Linked DNA regions of Mus musculus: region 2 is linked to region 1. A link is a loop called in an ENCODE intact Hi-C map of the cell type or tissue named here. Cell type or tissue: left cerebral cortex. All regions are shown on one strand.

Region 1 (2,500 bases):
ACAGGTGATTCAAAGGGTCTCGGATCCAGGGAAACAGAGAAGCGAGCTTTGCCTAGCGGATAAACTGGAATCAGAGCTCTGGTCTCTTAACCACCTAAGATCAGACGAGGGCACAAAAAGGATGCTTCTTATTTTCGGAAAAGCAGTGTGAAGCACAGACAGCTGGAAATGTGCGCTCCTGTTCTGTTTTATTCAAGGATGCTTACTTGTTTTATCCCCCAGGTTGGCCCTAAGGCCTGTAGAACTTTATAAGGTGCACATGAATTAGCTGATAGCAGATCACATAGCCATTGATATAAAAGTAATCCAGGGGGTGGTGGGTGTAGAGATGGCAGCACTGGTTGCCCTCTGAGGACCCTAGCGAGCATGACGCCCAGCACCCATGTGGCAGCTCGTAACCATCTGTAACTCCAGGTCTAAGGGGTCTCACACCTCTTACAGCCTCAGTGGGACACAGACACACAAGCATGCAAAGTATCTATACACAATAAAATTTAGAAAACCCTCAAGTATCCATTTATTAAAGACAAAGCTAATTTGCACAACGTTGAGATGGGCGTGTGTGGTGTATTTTATAAAGAATTTAATCTGGATTGGATTTTTGATACTTAAGGATACTTAAGGGTCTTCAATTTCTATAGATTTCGATTGTGTAATTGTCAGTGCTAAGAGTCTCCGCATAAAAACATAGTACTGGCTGGGCAGTGGTGGCACACGCCTTTAATCCCAGCACTTGGAAGGCAGAGGCAGGCGGATTTCTGAGTTCGAGGCCAGCCTGGTCTACAGAGTGAGTTCCAGGACAACCAGGGCTACACAGAGAAACCCTGTCTCTAAAAACAAAAACAAAAAACAAACAAACAAAAAACAAAAGAAAGAAAACAAAACAAAACAAAAAACCCCAACCAACCAAACGAACAAAAAACATAGTACCAAAGATCAAAGTATATGGAGACCACATAATCCCAGGCCAAAGTTGATGTCATTACTTTTCTTTCTTTCTTTTTTCTTTTTTTGAAATTCAAGTCAGCCACTTAGATTTAAAAAAAAAAAAAAAAAAAACACCCAACACAACATACTTCAAAGAGATATTACTTTAGTATTTTTCTCCTGAGGAAAATATTACGAATCTTTGCGTTTTTGGTAATTAAACAAACCTGTCCCCCCTCTTCCTTGTTTCCTTCTCCTTCATTCTCTATCTCCTGTCTTTTGCTTTTCATTCCCTGCCTTCTGTCTTTCTTGTCCTTCTGTGCTGAGAACTTGGTGTTGTGGCGTCCTGAGATTTTCCCTTTACATCTGTTAACTACTGGAGTGCTGGATTCAAAGCTTTTGCACCAAGGCAAGTTCACCCATAGTTCTAAAACATTCTCTGGGCTTCCTTTCCCAGGTAGAGTAGACAACAGATGGGGCAGCAGTGCCACCTCGTGGATAGTTTTAGGAACTGCATACTCCAAGCAGCACCTGTTGCTGGCTCCCTTTGGGAATTTGGGGGCAGATTTGCTGCTGGTGGCGCGGGTGGACATCCTGGTCCTGAAAAACTTCATGCTTATAGGACATCAAAAATGGGGGCTGTGCGAGATTATCATTATTTTCTAATGTCGAAAAGGTTCCTTCACGCCATATAAATCACAAAATATTGTTTGCTTTAGTTGTGACACAATTTTTATTACTACACACATTTTCAATTTAAAACTAATTTCTCGTTGGTTGTTTAATTGGAGAATAATGAAACTATTGCTTTAGTAAATTATGAAGTAATATTTAATTTTCCTCCTTACTTATGTGAAGACACTTATGAAGGAATTTTCTGTTTGTTCCTTTAGCAACATCACGCCCTCTTGATATTTCCTATATTAGAAACACACTTAAATGTGATTTCTGGTTCCATTCCCTGAGAACCAGGGCAGTGTATAAATCTGAATGCTGGGGTTTGATAAAAGCCTGCATTGGCCTTGGCACCACAAGGAGAGGTGTCCTTTAAAGAGTTAGTTACTCCGGGAAGGGTGCAGTGTTGACTGACTATTGGCTGGTAGTTCTCAGAAAGAAAGAGGGCCACCCAGTCCATGCTCAGGCTGAGGAGGCAGGACTTCCTCACACCGGCTGCAATGGCATCAGCCCACACTGCCCCCTGTAAATTCGATTTTCATCTGTAGATTACCTATCGCTCTTTTAATAGCTAAAGCAGGCAACAGGGAAAAAAGACAACGGTGTTCTTTCTCCAGCTGCATATAAATATAGAGAAGTTTGTTTAACACAGGAAAACATGGCACACTATTCAAATATTGAAAAGAAGGCTTCTGCCTGTCCACCATGTTCACCATTTTTTAAAGAAGGAAGAAGAAAGAGTTATCTGGTATTCTTAGATGTTTGTACTACTGCTTTTCAGGGAGCATAGTGTGACAGGCTGGGATGTCTGTCCCATAAGCTACCCTTCCTGTTAGTCCAACTGGGAGAAAAGCCATTTGCACACATCACACTGCTATCACAAAATACACGAGGCTAG
Region 2 (2,500 bases), 260 kb before region 1:
TTCTTCCCAAAAACAAAGTCAGAACTCTGGGTTCTATATAATATCTGTGCATGCACGCCTTTAATATCAGCCCTTGGGAAGACCAGCTAGTCTCAAAACAAATAATTATCATTTTCTTCTATTTAAAATATGAAATTTCATTTTCAATATTATTTCCACTTCCATCTCTGGGTAATAACAACATGGCTAATTGTCTTAGTCAGGGTTTCTATTCCTAGACAAAACATCATGACCATGAAGCAAGATGGGGAGGAAAGGATTTATTCGGCTAACACTTCCATACTGCTGTTCATCACCAAGGAAGTCAGGACTGGAACTCAAGCAGGTCAGGAAGCAGGAGCTGATGCAGAGGCCATGGAGGGATGTTCTTTACTGGCTTGCTCAGCTTGCTCTCTTATAGATCCCAAGACTACCAGCCCAGAGATGGCCCCACCCACAAGGGGACCTCCCCTCTTGATCACTAATTGAGAAAATGCCTTACAGCTGGATCTCGTGGAGGCATTTCCCCAACTGAAGCTTCTTTCTCTGTGATAACTCCAGCCTGTGTCAAGTTAACATAAAACTAGACAGTACAGTGAAGATTCACTGAAGAAATACACACACTAGCAGCATGGTCACTCAGCAACGAATCATCTGCAACAGCTGAAGCCCAGCAGGAAGCCCTGACAGGGAGGATAGCCCTTTGCATGAAGCTTTTGGGGTGCAACGGACCCAGCGTCACTGCACACCGAACAGGCCACAGTGACTATCAGAAGTTCAGGTTACAGCAAACTGCCAGTCATTTCCAGAATACAGCCAAAGCCTCCTTGTGCACTGTGGTGGGGGCTTCCTAGAACAGATTTTCAGTTGCCGAGATCAGCATTGAGCAACTCAAGAGAAAGCTCAAATCAGCTAGACAGGCAATTCAACCACAGCTAAATAAGCTGTACAGTTGCACCAAACTTGATGCCACACACAAGTTCTCCATGTGACCCTTTCTCCTGCCCTAAGAGCTATAACTGGCCAACCTTTTCGATTCTCACAGGTTGAGAGAGAGAGAGAGAGAGAGAGAGTGTGTGCGCGTGCGCCACAAGCACGCACTATTATTCTTTACCTTAAATACATAAATATACAAATATTAATTAAAAGCACCTATTATAATTTTATCATAATTACAGGCGTTTAGTTAGGGGTTGGAGAGTTTAGAGTCTTATTTCACTCTCAGTCTCCTGGGGCAGGGTTAGATTTACTGTCTGGACTAGAAAAGGCGGCAGTGAACTGAGGAGCACCACAATTCTGTAGGCTAGGCTCACAAGGGGGGATTCGGCTTCCTTCCAAAACTTGACACCCAGTGCCGTCCTTCTGCCAGTCAGCTCTCACCCTCACCACAGCTAAATCATTCCAAAAGAAGCTTCAGGAAGGAGAAGAGAAACAGCGTCACGGACTGCAGTCAGCTCGCGTCAGGAAGGCAGAACATAGCATGAAGGGGGAGCTGGCTCTGCTAGATGGATCCAATCTGGCCCGGAAACATGTGGGGTTTGTGTGGCTGTCACACAGGAGCTGGGGAAGGCAAGGGACACAGCCGAGAAGAGGTTGAATATATCAGCTGGAATCAATCACCTTGAAGTTGGGATCTCAAGCAACAATGTCTGCATGGGTTCCTGCCCACCCAGGCAGCAACGGCAGGAGTGGGATGCGGGGTGGTGCAGGGCTCCTGGGAAAACCTGAGTTAAAGGGAGGGACGAGGCAGCTGGCGTGCCTATGTAGTACTAGCTAGTTAAACGTGACCCTCTCCCCATTGCTTATGCTTCATTGTCTCCGCCCTGTCAATGATTGCTTAACTGCCTTGCTCGCAGAGGACAGAAGAATGAAGTATCTCAGGACCTGCTTTGTGCTGAGAGGCACACACCCTGCCTGTTCCAGTGAAAAGCCCTTCCAAGTTCTATGGGGAGAGAGACCACTTCTGGAAGGAACTGCTATCTTTCCAATTTTGCTTATTGAGAAATGCAAGCAGCTCGACTGGATTTATTAACAAGCCAGGCGTGGAGGCTCTCGAGTACAACCCCAGCACTTGGGAGGCAGGGGCAGGATTTGAGGACAGTTTGGGCTACACAGTGAGTGTCAGGGACAGCCTGGCGAGACTGTCTCAACCAACCAAAATGAAACAATGTAATAGCACAGCAGCTATTTGGAGGTGACAATATGCCTCTTAATTAATCCCAGAGGCCGTCTCTGCTGTCATTGCTTTTACAGGTTATTTGCAACTAAATTAGGTGAGGTATCTGAATGACCTCAAACTGGTCCCTCCAGGCACCTTTCTCAAGGGACCTACAGAGAGAAAAACCAGCTACAGGCAGAAGACACACCTGCACAGGCATTATTCATTTCCTGAGCTAGTCCACTTCCTTCTTCAACATTTCCCTCTCTTGACCAATACGCCTTTTGAAATAAGCAGTCAATTCTTAAAGATGTACTTCTGGGCCCAGGGCTGGGAAACTAGAAACACTGAGACCATGACATT

Evidence for each region. Peaks named below come from ENCODE experiments on the same cell type or tissue, not always from the same donor. Only the 100,000 strongest peaks of a DNase experiment are listed, where the experiment ranks them.
Region 2: a loop joins it to region 1, with 2.3 times the contacts of the local background. A loop is called at or near these places in 9 of 42 quality-filtered maps.

What each region holds. Positions count from the first base shown.
Region 1 is chr19:18,833,759-18,836,258 of GRCm38, forward strand. All of the region lies in intron 24 of Trpm6 (transient receptor potential cation channel, subfamily M, member 6), which reads left to right. Among named protein-coding and RNA genes, the nearest start is that of Gm41814, 85 kb to the left of the region's middle. In left cerebral cortex, a CTCF peak has its summit at 1,433 (motif pointing left); a DNase peak (open chromatin) is centred at 1,423.
Region 2 is chr19:18,576,801-18,579,300 of GRCm38, forward strand. No RefSeq gene overlaps it. Among named protein-coding and RNA genes, the nearest start is that of Ostf1, 54 kb to the right of the region's middle. In left cerebral cortex, no CTCF peak of the experiment used is centred here; a DNase peak (open chromatin) is centred at 1,517.